Regions from separate parts of the Homo sapiens genome. Here all the other regions are linked to region 4. Evidence: chromatin loops called from intact Hi-C (ENCODE). Cell type or tissue: OCI-LY7. All regions are shown on one strand. Region 1 overlaps ARFIP1 (ARF interacting protein 1). Region 2 has its middle 33 kb from the start of TMEM131L. Region 3 holds the start of LOC105377496 (a long non-coding RNA gene). Region 4 has its middle 41 kb from the start of TLR2. Region 5 has its middle 77 kb from the start of TRIM2.

Region 1 (5,000 bases), 800 kb after region 4:
CTTTTAAGTCTATTTACTAGAATTCATTCTTTTATTGAGCAACTACTATGAACCAAAACTTGTGCTGTGTATACACACTATCTCTGACCTAACAGTGATTCCAATCTCTTGGGAAAAGGAGATAAATAAGTTACAACATGTGACTGGTGGGGGTAGGAGTTGGAGGAACAGTGTTCCAACAATTTCTTGTATTTCTTTCCCAAATCTTCTGCAGATCGTAGTGTATGATATTGCAGACTGCTAAGTACAAGGGAATGAAGAAACGACTTAGCTCAACAAAATCATTAAAAATAAAACTATAACAACAAAGACTCACACTCACAAACCCAAATACCACATGCAGGGAAATTAAGGACACAAGATGTATCAAATATAAGATTACAATATCTCTTCCCTGGTTTTTCAGAGAAGTCTAAAAATCTGGTTTCTAGTCCTCGTCCTCGTTCTTACGTGAATAAACATTCATTTATTCACCATTTATTGAAAGGCCCTCTTTGGTAGTAAGTGCCAAAAACTGTTACCAAACCCTGGAAATAAGGTAATGAAAGAGAGCGCTCTTGCACTCACTGCAGTTATAGTCAAATCACATAAGCTTTTGGTACAGCTATTTAATTAATACTGGGTAATTCCATAACAACTTCAAGGGCCTTTTTTCTCCACTATAAAATAACATAGTGAGACTCCGAGATCTCTAAGGTAGTTCTACTGAACGAATACTCTGTGATATCACTTAAAACTTACAGGTGGGGGGTTCTTAAGACTCAGGGAACCTGAGAACCCTTATGCAGGGTTCAGGGGGTCCTAAGCTCACTAAATCTGAATGCAAAATTTGGTAGGTTTGTGTATGGACATTTTGCTAGAGAAAGTGTTCATAGGTAAAAACACCCTACATTAGTGGATTTTTGTTTTGGGCCTTCCACGGGAAAAATTCCATTTTAGCTAGGTCTAAGGAGGCAATGTCTTTAAATCTACCAACTATAAATTAATTCACAAGAAGTTTCAACCATGTGGAGTTAGTATGATTTGCTTCTGCTCTTAAACTCATGGTATGAGTTGCAAATTTCTAATTAATTTTGACCAGCACTATAACAGCATCCATTACAAATACTACACACAGTTTACAAATCAGAGTAATTTGAATTATTTAGATTAAATTGTAATACTCTTTTTTAAAAGAATAATTTTTAAAAGAATAATTTTAAAGAATAATTCTTAAAATAATAATTTTATTTTTATTTTCTAAATAAAATGCATTTATTTAGAAGCAGAAATATTTTTGCTGTAAAAAACTGAGATAATACTAAGATGATTATCCTCTCCACATCTGGCTGTTGCTGCCCCATCTTAATAAAAAGAAGACACCGGGTGCAGTGGCTCATGCCTGTAATCCCAGCACTTTGGGGGACCAGGGCAGGAGGATCACCTGAGGTCAAGAGTTCAAGACCAGCCTGGCCAACATGGCGAAACCCTGTCACCACTGAAAATACAAAAATTAGCCGGGCGTGGTGGCACATGACTGTGGTCCCAGCTACTTGGGAGGCTGAGGCAGGAGAACAGCTTGAACCTGGGAGGCGGAGGTTGCAGTGAGCCGAGATCACACCATTGCACTCCGGCCTGGGGGCGACAGAGTGAGACTCTGTCTCAAAAAAAAAAAAAAAAAAAAAAAAGAACAAACCTAAAAACATTAACATACGAGGCAATGACTAAACTGCTGGCAAAGGGATTGCTAGGACAAAATCATCTCTACATAGATGTGAATATTGAGTGTAAAGCTAACCAGGGCCTCTCTTAGGACAGACTAAGAAAGGAAGTAAAATGAAAAATCAAATATCTGCAATGAGAAACACAAACAAGAACAAAAAAAAAAAATTGTAATTTCATTGCCTGTGCCACAGTGACACCAGCTGGCCAGCCAGGTTACGACAACGTAATAACCTACCACTTTTATTTTATGTAACAGACTAAACTTTTAAAAGTGCATTATGCATTCAACAAAAGCCATTATAAGATTTTAAACAAGTATAAAAGAAACATGTATATAAGTAAAGTACCTCAGAAAACTTTGGTTATGATTCAGTTTTACATATGAGATCTCTTCACTAGTCTATAAAATATATTAATATACTTATTTTCTCTATAAAATTTTATCTCTATTAAAATAGAAAAATGAATTTGGAGTTAAATGCAATTTTCCTATTTATTCCTCAGAAAAATAAATGGGGAAAAGTAAGCCAAAATTGAGGTAAACAGATGCTTAAAAGATCTTGAGGGAATTTATTCAAAATAGTCAAATGATGCTTCTGAAATACTGTTTTCACTCACGGGTTAAGAGAGCACATGGCTGAGTTTTATTTTAATTCAAAACTATTAAATATGTAAATGACTCATATGCTCTTTGTGTGTGTGTGTGCGTGTGTGTGCGTTTAATTTCAACTTTTATTTCAGATTCAGGGGTTACATGTGCAGGTTTGTTACTCAGATACATTGCATTATGCTGAGGTTTGGGGTACCATTGATACTGTCACCCAGGTACTGAGCATAGTATTCAATAGTTTTTCACCCTTTGCCCCCTTCTCTCCCTCCCTACTCTAGTCGTTCCCAGTTTCTATTCTTGCCATCTTTATGTCCATGAGTATCCAGTGTTTAGCTAGCACTTATAAGTGAGAATATATGGTATTTGGTTTTCTGTTCCTGTGTTAATTCAGCAGCAACAAAAACAGGTGGATGGCCTCCAGTTGCATCCATGTTCCTGCAAAAGACATAATGTTGTTCTTTTTTATGGCTGCACAGTATTTAATGATGTATATCTACCACATTTTCTTTACCCAATCCACCATTGATGGGTACCTAGATTGATTGTATGACTCTGTGACTGTCAATAGCACTCTGATGAACATACAAGTGCATGTGTCTTTTTGGTAGAATGATTTATTTTCTCTTGGATATATACCCAGTCATGGGATTGCTGGGTCTGATGGTAGTTTTAAGTTCCTTGGGAAATCTCCAAACTGCTTTCCACAGTGGTTGAACTAATTTACATTCCCATCAACAGTGTATAAGTGTTCCCTTTTTCTCTGCAGCCTTGCCAGTATGTTATTTTTTGTCTTTTTAATAAAAGCCATTCTGACTGGTGTGAGATGGCATCTCATTGTGGTTTTGATTTGCATTTCTCTGATGATTAGTGATGAGCATTTTTTCATATGTTTGTTGGCTACTTGTATGTCTTCTTTTGAAAAGCGTCTATTCATGTCTTTTGCCCATTTGTTTAATGGGGTTGTTTTTTGCTTGTTCAATTGTTTAAGTTCCTTATAAATTCTGGATATTATACCTTTGTCAGATGCATAGTCTGCAAATATTTTCTCCCATTCTGTAGGCTGTCTGTTTACTGTGTTGGTAGTTTCTTTTGCTATGCAGAAACTCTTTAATTAGGTCCTACTTGTCAATTTTGTTTTTGTTGCCATTTCTTTTGAGGATTTATTCATAAATTATTTCCCAAGGTCAATGGCCAGATGGTGTTTCCTAGGTTTTCTTGTAGGATTTTTATACTTTGAGGTCTTATCTTTAAATCTTTAATCCATCTGAAGTAATTTTTTATATACGGTGAAAGATAGCAGTCCAGTTTCATTCTTCTGCACATGATTATCCATTTATTCCATCACCATTTATTGAATAGAAAGTCCTTTCCTCATTGCTTATTTTTGTTGACTTTGTCAATAATCAGATGGCTACAGGTGTGATGCTTTATTTCTGGGTTCTCTATTCTGTTTCATTGGTCAATGTGCCTGTTTTTGTACCAGTACCATGATGTTTTGGTTACTATAGCCTTATAGTTTGAAGTTGCAAAATGTGATGCCTCCAGCCTTGTTCTTTTTGCTTAGGATTCCTTTGGCTATTTGGACTCTTTTTTTGGTTCTATATGAATTTTAGGATAGTTTTTTCTAGTTCTGTGAAAAAATGATACTGGCAGTTTAATAGAAAAGCACTGAATCTGTAGACTGCTTTAGGCAGTATGGCTATTTTAATGGTATTGATTCTTTCAAACCATGAACATGGAAGGTTTTCCTATTAGTTTGTGTCATCTGATGTGTTTATTTTTAATAACAGCAGGTACAAACAGAAATAATTAATTTGTATTATGTTGAATTTCTTTAAGGAGGTGAAATAGGTTATTGCTTCTATGGAGGCTTGCCCACTGATAAGGTTCATATTCAATAAGGAGAGACCACCAAGACAACCTATGTTTTCCTTTTCTGCCTTCCAATAGGAAGTAAAATAATTGCAAGGGAATCTTTAAAAAGAGAATTTAATTTAAATCAATCAATCAATTCACAAAGGAGGAAATTATTGGCTTTGAATAAGCAAATAACTCATACTGATATGTTGCAGTTTAATTCACTTCATTCTAATAAAACTTTTCATTGTAAATTTTAGCTCCAGATTGACTGCAAGAACAAATCAGCAATCCCGAGAGGACCCACAGACCCTCTGAAGGAAGCGGACTGCTCCCGGAGGACCCAGGAGACACCTCAAGTACTGTGAGTGCCCCAACTACGGAAGTGGGAAAGGGAGAGCCTCCTCTCCCAAACACACTCCCACTGGAGAGGCTGAAGGTCTGTTCGTGGGAGAAGTTTCTGATTTTACCTAAAGCTGAGTCAAGTTTAGAGAGCCAAGAGAAATACAGTGGTACACGAAGCAGCAGAAAGGCCCTGGGAGCTCGCTGGGTCCCCTAGCAGGCCATTCCTGCCTGGTACCACAGGGATCCATCAGGAGGGTGACCAGAGGAGCAGGGGGTAAAACTCCACAGTGAGAAGGAAATCTCCAGCTGAACTTTGTAACAATTTGAACGGTGGTAGAAGCCTCCTGGCCACAAGTCAGGGGAGGGCACAAATCCCGTGTGCAGACTCCACAGGCCATGCAAGAACCAAGCCCTTTTCTTTCGCAGCTGGAAGGTGGGTAGCCTGGGTCAGGTTTTCAAGCCTATCACGCTCTCTGCCTTGAAA
Region 2 (5,000 bases), 210 kb after region 4:
CAGACTGAGGTTGCAGTGAGCCAAGATCGCGCCACTGCACTCCAGCCTGGGCGACAGAGTTAGACTCTGTCTCAAAAATAAATAAATAAATAAATAAAACAAAACAAAATAAAATAAAATGTTAGGCAGGGACCTGGCTACAGTGACTGCGGGGCTGATGAGAAACTACTGAAGTTTTGGGGGAAGCAAAGCAGAATTTCATAAGAACAGTGTATGGAGAGGAGAAACCCTGTGGTGGCTGAGGAGGCCCCGAGGCCATGGATGTCAAATTGATATCTTCCAATGGTGATAACTTTATTGTAATGGTAAATTCCACTTGAAAGCACAGACGCATGCCTCCTCCTAGTTTTGTTACCGTGTATTCCAAACAGAAAACCATTGTGGGGGTAAAGGTTCGGAGAGGGGAGGGAAACGGGGATCAAAGGGATAGAGGATTTAGTTGAATGCTCAGTTTCATCCACTAACTGAGGGAAGTGTCTAAATTTGGTCTCTTGCCTGTGAGATTAAGAATAACTCACCCTAAACTGGGTGCAGTGGCACACACCTGTAGTCTCAGCTACTTTGGAGGCTGACGCAGGAGGATCACTTGAGGCCAGGAGTTCCAGGCTGCCGTGCGCCGTGATTGCACCTGTGAATAGCCACTGCACTCTTGCCTGGGCGACACAGGGAGAGCCCTCTCTAAAAAACAACAGGCCGGGAGCGGTGGCTCACGCCTGTAATCCCAGCACTTTGGAAGGCCAAGGTGGGCGGATCACCTGAGGTCAGGAGTTCGAGACCATCCTGGCCAACATGGCGAAACCCTGTCTTTACTAAAAGTACAAAAATTAGCCGAGTGTGGTGGCGGGCGCTTGTAATCCCAGCTACTCAGGGGGCTGAGGCAGGAGAAGCTTGAACCCGGGAGGAGGAGGTTGCAGTGAGCCGAGATCGCACCACTGCACTCCAGCCTGGACGACAAGAGTGAGACTCCCTCTCAAAAAACAAAACAAAAGGAAACACAACAACAACAACAACAACAAAAATCCCACCCTAGAAAGTAAGAGGACTTTGAACAATGCTACCTTGAAGCCCAGCTCCAGCCTCCTTTTGCAACCTAATGAATGCTAAAAAGCCTATTCAATGCTGTGGCAGTTTTTTTGTTTTGTTTTGTTTTTTTGAGATGGAGTCTTGCTCTTGTCACACAGGCTGGAGTGCAAGTGGCGCGATCTCGGCTCACTGCAACCTCCACCTTCCTGGGTTCAAGCGATTGTCCTGCCTCAGCCTCCCAAGTAGCTGGGATTACAGGAGCCCGCCACCAAGCCCAGCTGATTTTTTTTTTTTTTTGTATTTTTAGTAGAGACGGGGTTTCGCCATGTTGGCTAGGCTGGTCTCAAACTCCTGACCTCGTGATCTGCCTGCCTCGGCCTCCCAAAGTGCTGGGATTACAGGTGTGAGCCACCGTGCCCGGCCGTGCTGTGGCAGTTTTAAAAAAATGATGTGGATATGCAATTTTTTTAGAAAATGATTTTTAATATCATGTCTCCCTTTAAAAAGTGTAGGCGCATTCAGCCTAAAAAAGGAAATTCTGACACCTGCTACATCATGGGTGAACATTATGCATTATTGAATAATCACAAGGGCCAAATTCTGTATGATTCCAATCATTCGAGGTACCTACAGTAGTCAGTTCATGTGACAGAAAGTAGAATGGTGGTTGCCACGGGCTGGGGAGAGGGGGGAATGGGGAGTTATTGTTAATGGGTACAGAGTTTCAGTTTGGGAAGAGGAAAATAGTTGTGGAGATGGATGGTGGGATGGCTGCACAATGTGAATGTACTTGATGCCATTGAACCGCACACTTAAAAATGGTTAAAATGGTAGATTTTACTCATATATATTTAACCACAAAGTAAAACATTTTTTTAAAGTGTAGGCCTTCATCTGGTGACAGTTCATTTGCTGGCTCATTTCTAGATATTTTAACTGGGTGGTAATTTATGTCTGGTTCTTATAACATAATGTAAGACCCATAATTTGGTTTAGCTCTTAGTTAATATCTTTTGAATTGCAACTGGGGACTTGACAGTGGCTTTCTTGAAACACACCTGCAGTTTGCAAGCTGCCTGCAGCAGGTAAAAATGCGCAGTTTATTTTTATGATTAGCCTTGAGCAAGAGCTGATTAAATGCTTGATAAAATAAGTTCTTGGAAGACTTGATTTACATGGTGCTTTCCTCCTGCTTTCCCACCCCCTTTCCTTCCCTCATGAATACCACATAAAAAGCGGCAGTTTGTAATTTTTTCTCCTTTTTCAAGTATTAGTATCAAAGTAGAATGGGACCTTCATGCTTCTTCTGAACACAGTCGGGCTGCATTCCACTCTGGGAACACTCCCTCCTACCGTTTCAACCTAGGCAATCCCCTATCAAGGAAAGGGCAACTTACCCAGTCTCAAAATCAGAGTCTAAGCACAAATAGGACATTTCCTTTGTACCTTTCCCCAAACATGATGGTTTCTTTTGGGGAAGGGGTGTTGGGGAGCACACTGGGAAATAAAGCCTTCTGGTCCCCAAGTTCCTCTTTCAATTTCTGTGGTTTTCACTTCCCCTCCCATAAGAAATCCCCACGTGGGAGTAATGCTTTCTCCTCTTCCTTCCCTGTCATTTCCCTTTCATTTCTCCCCGACACCTCTCCTGGGTTTGTCTACCTGCTACTGCTACTTTCTCTGCCTTCACATCTTTATTTTTCATTTGTTTATTTTTTAGAGGCAAGATCTCACTGTGTTGCCCAAGGTGGCCTCAAACTCCTGGGCTCAAGCAGTCCTCCTACCTCAACCTCCCAAGTAGCTGGGACTACAGGCACGCCATGCTTGGCTGTCTTCATGTCTTGAGTTCCATTTCAAAAAAGGCATTGGCAGGCTGTCTTTATACCAAACACAATGCTCTACTTTCAGTATTACTCTTCATATTTGCAGTTCTCATTGGTCATTCTTGGCACTTTTTCACACCACAGACCTTGGGCGAGAATTTCCGGTTTCCCTTCTGGCTGCTTTCATTTGCTCTCCACCACCAGAGTTCTCTGGCGCTCTCTGGCTACTCACAGAGGAATTTCACAGAGGAGGTTGTGCCTCCCGCTGTTTCTCTGGAGCTACGGGTCCCCATTTCACCTCAACGGTGGCTTTTCGAAAAGTAAAAATGAAATAGAGCTTTATTGCGTAAGTTACCTCTGAAGCCAAAAACCTCATTAGGGCCTTCAAAAATTCCTGTCAAAAATTCCAATCCTGTGGCTCATACCTGTAATCCCAGCTACCCAGGAGGCTGAGTCAGGAGAATTGCTTGAGGCCAGGAGTTCAAGACCAGCCCGGTCAACCTAGTGAGATTCTGTCTCTATAATTTTTTTTTTTTTAATTAGCCAGGCATGGTGCAGCTGGCCTGTAGTCCTATGTACTTGGGAGGCTGAGGTGGAAGGATCCCTTGAGCCCAGGAGTTGGAGGCTGCAGTGAGCCATGCCAGTGCCACAGCATTCCAGCCTGGGTGAAAGAGTGAGATGCTGGCTCAAAAAAATAAAAATAAATAAAAATAAAAACATAAAAAAATTCCAGCACTTTGGGAGGCCGAGGTATGCAGATCATCTAAGGTCAGGAGTTTGAGACCAGCCTGGCCAACATGTAAAACCCCTTCTCTACCAAAAAATACAAAATTAGCCAGGTGTAGTGGTATGCCCTTGTAGTACCAGCTACTCAGGAGGCCAAGGCAGGAGAATCGCCTGAACCCAGGAAGTGGAGGTTGCAGTGAGTCAACATCATACCACTGAACTCCAGCCTAGGTGATACAGTGAGACTCTGTCTCAAAAAAAAAAAAAAAAAAATTCCAAACCTATCCCCTACATGAGCTTCTAAGCCTCATCTCAGTTGACTCTGTTTAAATGACTCTGACTTGGACTGAAAACCCACCCCTCCTGTATCTTTTCATTATAGGGTGGTGGCATGGTTAACCCTCATTCATTCACACCCCGCTATTCCAAAGTGTGTAGAATTGCCTGGACATGCTACACTAAAGTTTATTTCTGCACTTTGTTTTTCTTTTTTGCTTGCTTGTTCGAGACAGGTTCTTGGTCACCACAGCCTCAACCTCTTGGGCTCAAGTGACCCTCCTTCCTCAGCACCCCCAGTAGCTGGGACTACAAGCCCATGCTACCATGCTCAGCTAATTTTTTTTTTTTTTTTTTGTAAAGACAGGGTTTTATTATGTTGCCAAGGCTGGTCTCGAACTCCTGGGCTCAAGCAATCCTCCTGCCTCAGCCTCCTAAAGTGCTGGGATTACAGGTGTGAACCACTATGCCTGGCTTGCATTTTCTGTGTTTTGTTTTGTTTTGTTTTTTTGAGACGCAGTCTTGCTCTGTCACCCAGGCTGGAGTGCAGTGGCATGATCTTGGCTCACTGCAACCTCTGCCCCCTGGGTTTAAGTGATTCTCCTGCCTCAGCCTCTCAAGTAGCTGGGACTACAGGCGCGTGCTACCACGCCCAGCTAATTTTGGCATTTTTAGTAGAGACGGGGTTTCATCATGTTGGCCAGGATGGTCTCAGTCTCTTGACCTTGTGATCTGCCTGCCTTGGCCTCCCAAAGTGCTGGGATTACAGGTGTAAACCACGGCGGCTGGACTTAATTATTTATTTATTTATTTATTTTTTCTTTTTGACATGGAGTCTCACTTTGTCACCGAGACTGGAGTACGGCAGCACGATCTCGGCTCACTGCAACCTCTGCTTTCCCGGGTTGAAGTGATTCTCGTGCATCAGCCTCCTGAGTAGCTGGGATTATGGGCGTATGCCACCATACCCAGCTGATTTTTGTATTTTTAGTAGAGACAAGGTTTCGCCATGTTGGCCAGGCTGGTTTTGAACTCCTGGCCTCAAGTGGTCCGCCCACCTTGGCCTCCCAAAGTGTTGGGATTACAGGCGTGAGCCACTACGTCCAGCCCAGGGTGATTTTAAAAATACAGATCCTAAACCACTCAATGGTTTCC
Region 3 (5,000 bases), 390 kb after region 4:
AGCCCTGGTGAGGCCTCCTATGTTTAGGGGTTGGGATCATTCATTAGTGGCTGTGGGGGAGGTTTTAAGGACAAACAGGACTGTCAGGAAGTAATGGTGAATGAAGCAGAAAGGACTTTCTCTTAAGCATCCTTAAAAGAGAAAAGGTGCAAGTTGGCCTTAACCTATTGGGGTTATGTGGATAGGAGTAGATTAATTGGGAACCAGCTGACCCAGTTCCAACCCAAGAATTCACACCAGAAGTGGCCTGGCCTTCAGATGACCCTTTAATGTTATACATTGCACAAGTGATTGTGTGCCAGGTGGTATACAAGGCACTGGTGACAAAAAAATAAATGACACAAACAGAACCTCTCAAAATCACTCCTGGGGACTGAGTTATCTGCCTTCAGCTCAGAGTCTCAAGGATCAGGATAGCCCTTTGCAGCCGGGCTGTATTTGCAGTAAAGGTGACCCAGGTCAAGCACCCCTGACTCCCTGCCCAGTATGTTTCCCACAGGGAGCTGCCCCAAACTGAAGACATATCCAGGTGGGATCTGCCCAGCACAGAGCAGAGCAAGACCATCACTTTGCTTGCTCCAGGCTCTATCCTTCTATTAATTACCTCTGAGGTCCTGGCACTTTTCTCATATTGACTCATATTGGACATAAATTCATGCCCAGCAACCCTATCCAAGGAGGAATTTTGGTTGGTCTGGTATCATTTATTCTTATGGAACTCAGGATGCTTTTTTTTCTAGGTACTAACAAACCATCCCATTAATATTCCTTCTCTAGCATTACTCTTGATAGGGAGTTCTGTAGTTTTGTAGAAAAGACTGAAGTAGGCCTGGTGTGGTGGCTCACGCCTGTAATCCCAGCACTTTTGGAGGCCAAGGTGGGCAGATCCCTTGAGATCAGGCGCTCGAGACCAGCCTGGTCAACATGGCAAAACCCCGTCACTACTAAAAATACATAAATTAGCCAGGCATGGTGGCGCGTGCCTGTAGTCCCAGCTACTTGGGAGGCTGAGGCAGGAGAATCACTTGAACCCAAGAAGCTGAGGTTGTAGTAAGCTGAGATGGGGCCTCTGTACTCCAGTCTGGGTGACAGAGTGAGGCCCTGTCTTTAAAAAAGAAAAGAAAAGAAAAAAAAAAAGACAAGCAAAACACAAGGCTCTGCCATGCACTGATTATTAAATGCCCAAGTAATAACATGTCTACTCCTTCATTATTCTTTGTCCTGCTCTGACTGTAACAAAAAGCAAAAGCACGCAAACACAAAGCTCTTTTGTTTCGCCCATTGCTTGGCCTCGAGAATTCAAAGTTGACTCTATCTATCTTGAGTATACCCGGAATGTAATCTCCCGGTGCTAACTATGGGTTCCTGATTGCATCCGTGTCCACATCGATGTGCACATCGGTATCAAGTATTGTTTTTCTCTTAAGCAGAGCTCCATTACCACACTTCTCATTTTAACAATTAAATTCAAGGCGGTGTCAAGTTCCTGCTTGCCTCACCAGTTTACCTTGTTTAATTAATGCAGTGGTTTTGACTACAGGGCTGGGATTTAAGAGTTCGGGAGTCTCCGTGGGCGACTGAGCTGGTGGAGGCTGAACAGAGGCCCCCAGGGCCGGGGCGGGAGCAGGGAGGTGGCCGAGGCGGGAGCAGGGAGGTGGCCGAGGCGGACGCGCTGCTAATAATGCCTGCCTCTTCCACACATGCTTTCCTCTCGGTCCCAGATAGTGGATTACTTTTAGACCAACATGTAATTCAGAGAGAACCTCGCAAATGTTCCTCTCTACTGACCAAATCACCCGACCTCTACGATTCCATCCTGCGGTCATAACCACCGACCTGGGGAAATCTCAGACAGCCCCGGCCACGCATGCCAGGCGGAGCCCTAGGGGCTTTCACCCCGCAGGCTCTGCCGGGGCCCGGGCTCCATAGCAACAGGCCCCGCCCCGAGGCGGGAGCCGAGCTGCGCTCAGGCGGAAGAAAAGAAGGCGGGTCCCCTCCACCCAGATGGCGATTGCGCGCCGGTATTCCGAACCTCTGTCTTTCCCCCACCCCCTCTAGGTTTCCTTTTCTAACCTTTTTGTCTCACCAGGAAATAGAACCACTTTGTAAAAGAACTGATTCAAGTGGTGGCGATGTGGGGAAGAGGAGGGAGTAAGGCCCGCGGTGACAGCATTAAAAGCTGGGAGCCCTGGGGATCGCCCCCGCCTGGCCCTCCAGCAACAGGAGTTCTCCCGACTGTGGCCTTTTCCCGTGTCCGGGGTCCACAGCTCTTTGCCTGCTAACCCTGGAGGGTTCTAAGCCGATGCGCCCATGCTGGGGGTGGGACTTTCTCCGAGTAACATGCTTGGGTTTCCATGCTTTGAAACCTGGAGGTGACACTGAAGTAGGAGCCTGGGCACCTTGGCAGAGGGAGCTAATCAGAGGACAGGGGAATCTGACACCATCCTCAGAAGGCTGCCCCTCCAACATGTTACCAGAAGAGTATTTTCCTAAGCAACCTGCCTGGCACTACAACTCAGGGTCACTTTCATCCACGATTAGAATCCTATGATGAAAGTCAGAATGCATCTGCGATTAAGGCACGGGCTCTGGAGACATATCTGGATTTGCTTTATCTGCAGGTTGCTCCTTGCCTGTCTGTTAGCTCGTTTGTAAAATGCTACCTCCTAATGCCATTGTGATGATTAAATGATCCAGTGTGTCACTGTCAGCCCCATGCCTAACACACAGTAAGTCTCAGGTGCGGTAGTGGAGAAGAGGATGGGCTCTAGAGCCAAGAATGGGTTTGGATCCTGGCTCTGCCACTTACAAGTTGTATAACCCTGGGTAAGTAATTTAACCTGTATTCCTCAATTACCTCAAGTGTACGGGGGATGACAAGGGTACTGACTACATAGCGTTGTTAGGAGAAGGAAATGGTTTGTTTAGTCTATGTAAAGAACCTGATCTAGGCCGGGTGCGGTGGCTCACGCCTGTAATCTCAGCACTTTGGGAGGCTGAGACAGGTGGATCACCTGAGCTCAGGAGTTCAAGACTAGCCTGGCCAACATGGTGAAACCCTGTCTCTATTAAAAGTATAAAAATTAGCCGGGCATGGTGGCAGGCGCCTGTAATCCCAGCTATTCAGGAGGCTGAAGCACAAGAATCGCTTGAATCCCAGAGGCGGACGCGCCAGTGAGCAGAGACTGTGTCACCGCACTCCAGCCTGGGGGACAGAGCGAGACTCCATCTCAAAAAAAAAAAAAAAAAACACATGATCCAATGCCTGATGCATCATAAGCAGTCAGAACATAAATTATTACTATCATTATTATGGCCACTACTAGATTTATGAGTTCCTTTAGAAATGACTGATAATTCACTTTTTTTACTCCTGGAGCTGGGCTCATTTAAGGATTCAGTAAGCATTTGTGGGGTTTTTTTGGGCATATGAATAGTTTAATAAAACACTACACTTCATCACCTTTTCATAAGCCAAATAAAATACATCAATAAATGATAGCGAGCAGAATCATGCAAAATCAGAAGAGATATGCCTATACAGTTTTTTTTTTTTTTTTTTTTTTTTGAGACAGAGTCTCACTCTGTTTCCCAGGCTGGAGTGTGGTGGCGCTATCTCAGCTCACAGCAACCTCAGCCTCCTGGGTGCAAGCAATTCTCCTGCCTCAGCCTCCTGAGTAGCTGGGATTACAGGCATGTGCCACCATGTCCAGCTAATTTTTTTGTATTTTTAGTAGAGACGGGGTTTTGGCATGTTGGCCAGGCTGATCTCAAACTCCTGACCTTAAATGATCTGCCTGCCTCGGCCTCCCGAAGTGCTGGGACTACAGGCGTGAGTGACCGCGCCTGGTGCCTAAACACTTTTATCACACCAGGCTGGACACAGCCTCCCTCTGCATCCTCACCCACTTAGCACTGGTGTCTCCCTGCTGTTTTTGACACAGCTGAGAGGCTGCAGTGCTACTTTGTTACTCTTGCTGAGGTCTCACACTAACTCTAGTCCCAGGCCAGTCCCAGGAAGGAAGAGAGTCTGTTCATGCCTACCTGCCACTGGTTCTCATGAGAAAGAAACCTGGACTTTTGTGCTGGTCAGCGGCCTGTGGAAATGAGTCCTCAGTGGCCAGCATCTCTCCCTTAGAGCCAGCAGCCTTCTTAAAAAGATCAGAAGAGAAATGATTCCTTTTGGTCCCCTTCCAGCGTCAGTTTTGCCCTTTGATGTAAGTCATCGTCTCTGGACATGAGAACGGGAGGCCTCACTTCCACATCCTCCTCCAAATGAATGCACTCTAAACAAACATTGATGCGCCTCTCAAGGTTGGCATTGCATCTGGACCAGTGCCAGGAAGCCACAAGGCCACCAGAGGCAGAGGGGAAGAGCAAGGGCGGAAGAATAGAAGTCAAGCAGCAGCAGATGGAATGTGTGCACGGTCAGGTGAGGCCTGACCCGAGGGTGTTGTGAGCCCTTGGTCAGGGTGAGCCCAGTGCCAAGCAGAGCCATCCATGACCTTAGGGCCAATGCTAGGCACCCTGACTCTTCCTTGATAATGTCTCTCATCCTCTATTCTTCCTCCCCCTTTCTCCCACCCTCTTTCCTACTCCCTATCCACTTCATTCAACAGATTTTTAACTTAGCTTCTACTATGTGCTAGGCACTGTGTTAGGAGCCACAGATAGTCACTATCCTTAAGGAATGTACACATTCTCATAACAGAGACAGATACTAAATCTCAAATAATAAACTAAATTAAATTACTTGAAATAGAAGTTAATTAAGCTTCAGACAATTAACAATTTTTATCTGTGGCCTCTACTTCAGACCCACCTAGGAAATACAGGCATGTTGGTGTTCTGTGGTGGATAAGAATCCAGGCTCTGGAATCAGACAAATGTGGGTACAAATCCCAGCTCTGATACTGCCCAACAGTGTGATTTTGGCCAAATTACACCACCTCTCTTACCCTCCTTTTCTTCATCTGTAAAAAGTAAAAGAGATACTTTTT
Region 4 (5,000 bases):
GAATATGTGACTCTACATAATAAAATATGTGATTAAATTAAGAACCTTAAGATGGGCCCAGTCTAATCACAGGAGTCCTTAAAATAAGTGAACCTTTCCCAGCTGTGGTCAGAGAAAAGGATGTGAGATGGAAGAAAGGTCAGGGAGATGCTGCGTTCCTGGCTCTGACAACAGAGGAAGAGGCCACAAGCCAAGGAATGTGGATGGCCTCTAGGAGCTAGAAAAGGCCAGGACAGAAACAGACTGCCCCCTAGAGCCTCCAGAAAGGAATGCAGCCCTGCCACAGCTTGATTTTAGCCCAGGGAGATAGGTGTCAGATTTCTGATATACAAAACTAAGTTTGTGTTGTTTTAAGCCACTAAGTTTGTGAGAATTTTTTATGGTAGCAATAGAAAATTAATACCTTGTTTTTGTTTTTTAATTTGGTCATTCTTGAAATCAAAGAGAAACCTTCATTTTCAACAAAACTGCCTAGAAAAGATGGTTCATTGATCCACTATGAGCAAATCTTTCACAACATACAGCACCAAAATATAAATTTAAAAAATTAAACACACATCCTACCCCTCACACACACACATATCTCCCAAAGGCCACATGACCTAGATGAAAGGAGAAAAAAAAGCAAACTCAATACCCTCACACAAAAGTAGTCTTTGAATCAGGATTTATAAATGTATATGTTTTTTCCTATGAGTAAAGCAAACAGAAGAAAAACAAAAAATCAAAGGAGGTTGGGCACATAGCTCAAGCCTGTAATCCCAGCACTTTGGGAGGCCAAGGCAGGAGAATCACTCGAGCCCAGGAGTTCAAGACCAACCTAGGCAACAAAGTGAGACCCCATGTCTCTACAGTAAGAATACAAAAATTAGCCGAGTATGGTGGTGCATGCCTGTAGTCCTAGCTACTCAGAGGCTGAGGTGGGAAGATCACTTGAGCCCAGGAATTTGAGACCAGCCTAGGCAATATAGTAAGACTCTGTCTCTATAAGAAATAAGGAATTAGCTGGGTGTGGTGGCACATTCTTGTGATCCCAGCTACTTGGGAGGCTGAGGTGGGAGGATTACTCGAGCCCTGGAGGTTGAGTCTGCAGTGAGCCAAAATTGTGCTGCTGCACTCCAGCCTAGGCAACAGAGTGAGACCCTGTCCTTTAAAAAAAAAAAAAGCTGGGCTGAGGGGGCCCACCAAAGGGGTAAGGAAAAACTTATAGATGAAGGCCTCACAAGACTTAATACATAGACAGCATCACTGTGCATTATCTCAGACTTTTTCACAAGGTATTCAATCCTGCCTGTCATTCTTTATATTCAGGAAATACTAAAGTAAGAAAAGTGATTTTTTCTTTTCTTTTCTTTTTTTTTTGAGATGGAGTCTCACTCTGTCACCCAAGCTGGAGTGCAATGGCGCAATCTTGGCCAACTGCAACCTCTGCCTTCCGGGTTGAAGCAATTCTCCTGCTTCAGCTTCCCGAGTAGCTGGGATTACAGGCATGCACCACCACAGCCAGCTAAGTTTTGTATTTTAGTACAGACGAGGTTTCACTATGTTGTCCAGGAGGGTCTCAAACTCCTGACCTCAAGTGATCTGCCCGCCTTAGCCTCCCAAAGTGCTGGAATTACAAGCGTGAGCCACCATGCCTGGTCGATTAACTTTTAATAGACCATGCATTTAGGTTAATTATTTCTCTGGTTAAAAGCACTCCACAAAAATAGAGTTAGAAATAAATTTTAAAAGGAGGTGTATTTCTTTTTCTTGTTTGATAATATTTTATTGATTATAATGTTTTCTTGGTTTTTGCTTGTCTTTTATATAGAATAAACAGTTTAGCTTGGACTTGTGTAATAACATAATAAAATGTAAAAATTGACGCTATTAAAGGACTTAAACAATAAAATGATGGAAAGTAGTAGGTAGATTCTGCATGATAAGAAGCATATCCACAGCTCTGAATAGCTGAGCAAGTCTACAGGACTTTTCCTATGTTCATATTAATCACTAGGGGGCAACATAGACTATACCTTTAATAATCACATATCACAGTCAGATTGCGGATACAGGAAGTGAAAGCAGAGACATGAGTGGCAGAAGTCAGGAAGATAAAAGCTGCAACTAAAATCATCAGTTAATTTTGTGAACTGCATGAAACCATCAGTAACCAGTTATTTTAGTAGGATAACCTACTGAGTGAAGTCTTAGGAGCTTTCTCTTTTTATTTTTTATTTATATTTTTTTGTAGAGACAAAGTCTCCCTATGTTGCCCAGGCTGGTCTCCAACTCCTGGCCTCAAGCAATCCTCCCACCTCACCCTCTCAAGTAAAAGATTTTTCTTTTAATTTTTGAAGGAAATCAAGTAGACATGATCATTGTGCTCTGAAAGTCATGCACAGAATCATGTAGCGCATTAAAAAGTCATGAAAAATGGAATCCTTTTTTTTTTTTATCAAGCATACCTATCAATTACACATCAGTACAATCACTTTTTTTCTGTCCAGAGTGCCCAATCAATGTATCAATGTGGCCTTGTTTTAGTTTCCTTTTTTTTTTTTTTTTTTTTTTTAAAGAGATAGGGTCTCACTTTGTTGCCCAGACTGGTCTCAAACTCCTGGCCTCAAGTTATCCTCCCACCATGGCCTCCCAAATCACTGGAATTATAGGTGTGAGCTACCGCACAGCCAGTTTTGTTCTTTACATTGTATAATATACATGACATGAGTCATGTCATCCTTGCTCAGCTTCAAAAAACATGAAGGAAGCTTCCAAATGGGGAAAGAGCCAGTAATGGAGGGAAAATAAAACACCACCTTAGGAATTGTGTTTTTGATTTTCATACTTACTAGTAATTTTTTAAATATGTTTATATCTACCCAATGTTTTGGTTGTATGTGTTTTAATTATTAAATGCTATAAATCTATTTTGGGAGAAAGTTAGTTACAATAATGAATGCATTTAAAAAAACACTAATACCTAATTGTTGTGCATATCTTTTGCTATTTTCCTTAGAAGTTACTTCCTGGAAGTTCTTAAGGTGCATGACATATATGGCCAACCAATTTATAATCCCATCCCACAATGTATAAAAGTGCCTGCCTCACTTGCCCCCACCAGTACTGAGGCCCAATTTTATATTTTTCCTGTTGTTTCATGTTCTTTCATTTAAATTGACCATAGCAATTTTATGGAACAATAATGTTACCGAAACACCAGTTCAGTCTAGGCCCCATTGCTCACCAGAGAGGCAATCGCTAAGATGACAAGCGTTGCCAGGGAAGAAGCCTTTATTGCATTACGGGTGATGTCAGCCGAAGAAACAGAAGCCAAACCTCCAATCCGTTCCTTCCCCAAGCCTAAAGTTAAGGATTTATATAGCAAGGAAGGAAAACAGGCGGGGCAAGGGAGCAGACAGTTGAATGAGGAGTCTAGTGTCTCATTGTAACCACTGTGGGGAAATGGGAATTAGAGAGGGGTAAGGAAGAGGAGTCGGTCAGCAGGTAGCAGTGCGTTTCACTGTAAGTTCTCAAGCTTCAGTTCTATGGGCACCCCGCTTGTGGGAAAATTTGGTCAGTTTCAATAAGAGTAGTCAATTAGGGGTGCTATGTGCCAAACACCATCCAAACGCTAATTCATTAAACTTCACAACTGCATGAGGTATGTTGCTATTATCATCCCCGTTTTACAGAAGAGGAAACTGAGGCACGGAGAGGTTAAGTATGTGGTGAAGCTGGAGTTAGAATCCAGGCAGCCTGGCCCCAAAGAATATGCTGTTTAATGGAGCCTCTACTAAAATGGAAAGTTCTAGAAACCAGCAGTGGTTTTTCTCCCCGCCTCCTTTATTACTCAGGTGGTTCTCATTTCCCCCAGCATGAGCATAATCCAGTGTGTAATAATCATCACGTGGATGTCTATACATGGTGACTGGTGTGTGAAAGTTCACATTGTAAGGACTGTAGTCCTGTCTTTGCCTGTGGTACTTCGTCTCACAACCATAGGATAATTGAAATATTCTCTAGTAATTAAAACTCACTTCTGGCCGGGCAAGGTGGCTCACGCCCGTAATCCCAACACTCTGAGAGGGTGAGGAGGGCAGATCACTTGAGCCCAGGAGTTCAAGACCAGCCTGGCAACATGGCAAAACCCCGTCTCTACAAAAAATACAGAAATAAAAAATTAGCCGGACGTGATGGCTTGCACCTGTAATCCCAGCTACTTGGGAGGCTGAGATGGGAAGATCACTTAAGCCCAGGAGTTGGAGGCTGCAGTGAGCCATGATCACACCACTACACTCCACCCTGGGCAACAGAGTGAGACTCTGTCTCAGAAAAAACGACTCGTTTCTTTAACCACTGGGTAATTGTATCCTTCCCCATACTTTTTCCTTCACACACACTACTGTACACCAGATACCACCATGAGTACTAGAGACAACACTCAGACAAGCAGACAAGGCTGTATTAGTTGTGATACTGCAACACAGATCCCCAACAGTAGTTCAAACAAGACAATCTATTTCTCTTCCATTTCACAGTCCCCGGGGCAGGAGCCCAGGGCTTAGAATGGCAAGGGCCTCTCTGGTTTAGAAGGCCCAGGTACTTACCTTGTTGCTCTTCTCTAACCTGGAGCAGGGGTCGGCAAACTTTCTGTAAAGGGCCAGAGAGTAATTATTTTAGGCTGTGCCTGCCAAAACTCTGTATTTGCAGGTAACTGAGTGTTTGTGTTCTAATACAATTTTATTCAAAAAGCAGGCCACAGGCCATAATCTGCTGATCCTTCCCCTATAGCAGTGCTCCTTAGGCTTTGATGTGCATACAAATCACCTGAGGAACTTGACGAAATGAGAATTCAGGTGCAGTAAATCTGCATTTCTAACAAGCCCTGGGATGAAGTCAAAGCAGTGGACAGACCACTCTTTTAGCAAGGCCCTAGTGTGCTGTCCTCATCAGCCCCCAGTCTACTGAGTATTTCTCCCAGTGGATAGAGGGAAAGGGAAGGGCACACCCCTTCC
Region 5 (5,000 bases), 520 kb after region 4:
GGTAGTGGTGGTGGTGGTGGTGGTAGTGATAGTGATATGGTAGTGGTAGTGGTGGTGGTGATGGTGGTGATGGTAGTGGTGGTGGTGGTGGTGGTAGTGATAGTGATATGGTAGTGGTAGTGGTGGTGGTGATGGTGGTGATGGTAGTGGTGGTGGTGGTGGTGGTAGTGATAGTGATATGGTGGTGATGGTGGTGGTGGGGGTGGTGATGGTGGTAATGGTGATGGTGGTGGTGGTGATGGTGGTGGTGATGGTGTTGATGGTGGTGGTGGGGGTGGTGATGGTGGTGATGGTAGTGGTGGTGGTGGTAGTGATATGGTGGTGATGGTGGTGGTGATGGTGGTGATGGTGGTGGTGGGGGTGGTGATGGTGGTAATGGTGATGGTGGTGTTGGTGATGGTGGTGATGGTAGTGATGGTGGTGGTGATGGTGTTGATGGTGGTGGGGGGGTGGTGATGTTGGTGATGGTGATGGTGGTGGTGAAGGTGGTGGTGATGGTGATGCTGGTGGTGGTAGTGGTGATGGTGGTGGTGGTGATGGTGGTGGTGGTGGTGGGGGTGGTGATGGTGGTAATGGTGATGGTGGTGGTGGTGGTGGTGATGGTGGTGATGGTGGTGGTGATGGTGGTGATGGTGGTGGTGGTGGTGATGGTGGTGATGCTGGTGGTGGTGGTGGTGATGGTGGTGGTGGTGGTGATGGTGGTGGTGGTGATGGTGGTAGTGGTATGGTGGTGGTGATGGTGGTGGTGGTAGTGGTTATGGTGGAGGTAGTGGTATGTTGGTGGTGGTGGTAATGGTGGTGGTGATGCTGATGGTGGTGATGGCAGTGGTGACAGTAGTGGTGGTGGGGGTAATGGTGGCAGTTGTGGTGATGGTGGTAGTGGTGGTGGTGATGGTGGTGGCTAACATTTATTGAACATTTATTAAATGCAAGGCACTGGCCCAGCACCTACCACAGGTTAGCTCATTTAATTCCCCCCACTATTATCCCCCTTTTTCATATAGTGAGACTGAGATTTACAAACTTTAAGTAATCTTCCCAAGGTCTTATGTTACTGAGTGATAGACCAGAAATTTGCTGATGATCCACAAACTGAACAGTCCCACAAGTGAGGTTAAGGGAATGGCAAGGCCATGGGGATTCTATTCCCCTCTTCTCGGCTGAGTGAAAAAAAAAAGTAAATACAGAGTATTTTGCTCTGTAATCTTCAGTCTGGAGAGACTGAAATAAATGTTTCACTTTTGATAAACAGGACTTTAGGGGAGTAGAGAATATTGCTCTAAGCACTTTGTGATAAATTATTGATTTTATTTGGGATTTACATGGAATAATTGATCTTCATGTAGTGATTTTAAAGATCCAGTTATCTTTACTGAAAACAAATGTCCTACACACCTTTGCTATTTATCTTGTTTCTACTCTTTTAAAAGGAAGGCTTTGTTTGTTTGTTTTTTAGGGATAGGGTCTTGCTCTGTTGTCCAAGCTGGGGTGCAGGGGCGCGATCACAGTGCCCTGCAGCCTGGAACTCCCAGGCTCAAGGGACTCTCCCACTTCAGCCTCCTGAGTAGCTGGGACTAGAGAAATGGCCGCCATGCCTGGCTAATTTTTGTATTTTTTGTACAGACAGGGTCTCTCTATGTTACCCAGGCTGGTCTGGAACTCTTGGGCTCAAGCGATCCTTCTGCCTCAGCCTCCCAAAGTGCTTGGATTACAGGTGAGAGCCATTGCGCCAGGCCAGGAAGCCGTTTAAATCATATAAATTCAAAAATAATTCAAATAGAGAAAGAAAATAAATCGTTAGATTTTTAAAATGAAATTTTGGCTATAAAAGAAATACCTTTTTAAGAAACACGATTAAAAGAATATATTCTCTGGTCTCTCCAAATCACACTGAAAATCCCAAAGCAAGCTGTTTAATCTTCTAACATAAAAGCAGGCCCTTTGAATGCAGGGAACATGTCATAATTTCTTTTGTGTTCTCTACCAAGAACATTCAAATTCAGGGCCCGCTTGATAACCAGACCAATGCTTTACAGAATTTGCAATTAGTGGATTGTCCAGAAGAGGGCGCGCGTTGCCCATGTTACTCAAAGGCGCCGCCAGACCCGGCCGAAGCTGAGTAGCTAAGAACAAAAGATGCACATTCCTCTCTGAGGACAGAACAAAAGGGTGGATTTTAAAAAGCAAAAGAAACGCAACATTTAACGCTGCCTCCCATAATCTCCACGAACACCCTACAACTCAGCCACAGCTGGTCACAGGCAGGCTGAATATTACATTGTAAAAAACAAACTGGAAAGCAGCTGTTTTTAAAACAGATATCGTTTGCTTGGTGTAATTCCATCCGGGTAATGCCTATTTATTCAACAGTCAATTCTGCCTGAGTTGTGTTTTCCCGTTATGAGATACAGGTGGGCATCGCTGAATCCAAAACCAGTACATAGTAGAGACAAAAGTATAGATGCTCCATTTTGTAAGATCGTGGTGGGACACTGCATTCCCCCAAATAATGCCTCGTATTCTCACCCCTCACTTTGTTTGCTCTCATTACCAGTGAAAAACGCATCTCATCCACATGAATAGCTCCACTCAAATGATAATGCTTTTTTTTTTTTTTTCTGAGACAGAGTCTTACTCTGTAGCCCAGGCTGGAGTACAGTGGCGCAATCTCGGCTGCACTGCAACCTCCGTCTCCCGGGTTCAGGCGATTCTCCTGCCTCAGCCTCGCGAGTGCTGAGATTACAAGCGCGCACCACCACGCCCAGCTAAGTTTTTGTATTTTTACTAGAGATGGGGTTGCTCCATGTTGGCCAGGATGGTCTCGAACTCCTGACCTCAAGTGATCTGCCTACCTCAGCCTCCCAAAGTGCTGGGATTACAGGCGTGAGCCATGGCGCCTGGCCTGATAAAGCTTTTTAAAACTTAGTTATAGCCACTTTCATGGTCAGCTTTTAAGAAAGCAGTAAATATTCCTCAGCAAAGGCAAAGATAGCAATATCTCAGAGCAGGCAACTCAAAGCAAACACACAAAAGGAAAACCCAGCCCCCTTGTTTACTTACGGGTCTTCAAGCTCCTAATATTGACATGAGTTTCTGAGGTCTCCTGTGCATTTTCTTTTCTACAGCAAACAACAGGGCTTTTAACCTATAAAGAGGTAGATCTGGCTGCCCCAGAAAGGTGGGTTAACTGTCCCCCAACAGACTAAAGGAGAGTGAACGGTGCTGAAGAGCAACAGGCAAGAAGTCTTAGGAAAATAAGCTCCTCTGCATGAGTTATAGTGAGGCATTAGCGAATTTGGGGCAAAGACCCAGAACGGGAAACAGCCATCAGATTCGTGTGTGAGAAGTATTCAGCCACAGCTTTTTCTTAGGGTCTGTTTGAAAGTATTACATTTAACTTCAGCATGCCTTTCCAAAAGGTATATTTAGAAGCAATTAGGTTAAAAGCTTTGAGCTCCTTGGAGTTCTATCTATACAGATATCTACTGGCCTAGGGGACCTTAAGGTATTGAATTAAATGAGTCTCCCCAGCCTTTTTGTTGAGACAGGGTCTAGCTCTGTCACCCAGGCTGGAGTGCAGTGATGCATGATCATGGTTTGCTGCAGCTTCGAATTTCTGGGCTCAAGTGATCCTCCTACTTCAGCCTCCCGAATAGCTGGGACTACAAATGCGAGACACCATGCCCAGCTAATTTTTAAATTTTTTGTAGATATGGGGGTTTTGCCATGTTGCTCAGACTGGTATAAAACTCCTGGGCTCCAGTGAACTTCCCACCTCGGCCTCCCAAAGCATTGGGATTATAAGTATGAGTCACCACTCCTGGCCAAGTCTCCTTTTAAGATGCAAGAGTCTCCATATATAAAGAAAGCAGCTAGACTTGGAGCACGCAAGCTTTAAGGCATTTAGAAAAGATCAGGTGCACCTCAGTATGAGGGCTACTAAGGAGTTGAGAGCTGTTGCTCTCAGCAGTCATTTTCCCTATGGGGCAGATTGCTCAGGTAGGAGCCCTCTGAAGGTGTGAGACAGGACTCAGGTGTGAGACAGGACTCAGGTGTATCTCTGCCTGCCCACACCCAGGAGGGTCTCCACGAGCAAAATCAGGGGACAGGCAAATGAGAGAGCCCTCCCCAGCATGCCTTCCCCACACCTGCTGCCTGGCTCGCTGAGCTGTCTTGACTGCCTACTTTTGGCTTAGGAAACCAGGCTGAGGCCTAGGCAGCCTACAGACCCTCTGCAGACCCTCTGCAGACCCAAGCCCTATTCAGCCCAAGCTCACCCTTCCCTCTGATCACATCTTCCCTTGGTGCCATTTTTAACTTCAACTCCAGTTACTTCCTGCTCGTTTTCAAGTGTGGGAGTTTTGATCCTGGGGCCTTAAGGATGGACCCTTAAGGGGGCTGAAATGCTCTAAAGTCATCTGCAAAATGTGTGGTTATAAATATGTTTCCTTTGTCCTGAGAGGTGACCCTTTGCTTTCACCAGATTCTCAAAGGAATTTACAGCCACCAAAAGGCCGTAGAAACCAATCCAGGGGGACTGTGAATGAACCGAGGTTGGAGACACTGCACTGTGTCAGCGTTAAGCCACAGCTGTCAAGTCGTGACAGGCAGAAGAGTCTAAGGAGCTCACTGGGCCAGGTACCATGGCTCACGCCTCTAATCCCAGCACTTTGGGAGGCTGAGGTGGGCAGATCACCTGAGGCCAGGAGTTCGAGACCAGCCTGGCCAGCATGGTAGAAATCCTGTCTCTACTAAACTACTAAAACTACAAAAATTAGTTGAGTGTGGTGGCGGGTGCCTGTAATCCCAGCTGCTTGGGAGGCTGAGGTGGGAGGATCGCTTGAGCCCAGGAGGTGGAGGCTGCAGTGAGTCAAGATCGCCTCACTGCACTCCAGCCTGGGTGACAGAGTAAGACTCCGTCTCAAGAAGAAGACGAAAAAAAGAGCTTGCCAGATCCTTCCCTAGCATTTAGATGACATATAGGGACCTTGGAGATCACC

The links. Hi-C counts contacts between places; a loop is a spot of excess contacts. Peaks named below come from ENCODE experiments on the same cell type or tissue, not always from the same donor. Only the 100,000 strongest peaks of a DNase experiment are listed, where the experiment ranks them.
Region 1: a loop joins it to region 4, with 2.9 times the contacts of the local background. A loop is called at or near these places in 5 of 110 quality-filtered maps.
Region 2: it touches region 4 in a loop (7-fold over the local background); 12 of 110 quality-filtered maps call a loop at or near these places.
Region 3: it touches region 4 in a loop (2.2-fold over the local background); 3 of 110 quality-filtered maps call a loop at or near these places.
Region 5: it touches region 4 in a loop (4-fold over the local background); 5 of 110 quality-filtered maps call a loop at or near these places.

What each region holds. Positions count from the first base shown.
Region 1 is chr4:152,843,792-152,848,791 of GRCh38, reverse strand. The region is part of intron 2 of ARFIP1 (ARF interacting protein 1); the gene reads right to left. Among named protein-coding and RNA genes, the nearest start is that of ARFIP1, 66 kb to the right of the region's middle. RefSeq lists enhancers at 1,087-1,587, 4,943-5,000, 4,440-5,000. In OCI-LY7, a CTCF peak has its summit at 1,897 (motif pointing left); a DNase peak (open chromatin) is centred at 1,891; H3K4me3 peaks cover 278 bases.
Region 2 is chr4:153,431,310-153,436,309 of GRCh38, reverse strand. No RefSeq gene overlaps it. Among named protein-coding and RNA genes, the nearest start is that of TMEM131L, 33 kb to the left of the region's middle. RefSeq lists an enhancer at 2,962-3,151. In OCI-LY7, a CTCF peak has its summit at 3,062; DNase peaks (open chromatin) are centred at 579, 2,119, 3,019 and 3,769; H3K4me3 peaks cover 3,751 bases; H3K27ac peaks cover 5,000 bases.
Region 3 is chr4:153,246,246-153,251,245 of GRCh38, reverse strand. All of the region lies in intron 1 of TRIM2 (tripartite motif containing 2), which reads right to left. LOC105377496 (a long non-coding RNA gene) reads left to right here and starts at 2,707. Exons shown (of 3, transcript XR_939360.4): 1 at 2,707-2,826; 2 at 4,198-4,432. RefSeq lists an enhancer at 1,515-1,564. In OCI-LY7, CTCF peaks have their summits at 1,966 and 2,173; a DNase peak (open chromatin) is centred at 1,945; H3K4me3 peaks cover 1,380 bases.
Region 4 is chr4:153,640,610-153,645,609 of GRCh38, reverse strand. It overlaps the pseudogene LOC100419170. Among named protein-coding and RNA genes, the nearest start is that of TLR2, 41 kb to the left of the region's middle. RefSeq lists a silencer at 1,926-1,995 and an enhancer at 4,878-5,000. In OCI-LY7, CTCF peaks have their summits at 42, 244 (motif pointing left), 1,793 and 1,992 (motif pointing right); DNase peaks (open chromatin) are centred at 249 and 2,029; H3K27ac peaks cover 1,647 bases.
Region 5 is chr4:153,125,156-153,130,155 of GRCh38, reverse strand. No RefSeq gene overlaps it. Among named protein-coding and RNA genes, the nearest start is that of TRIM2, 77 kb to the left of the region's middle. In OCI-LY7, a CTCF peak has its summit at 2,069 (motif pointing right); a DNase peak (open chromatin) is centred at 2,085.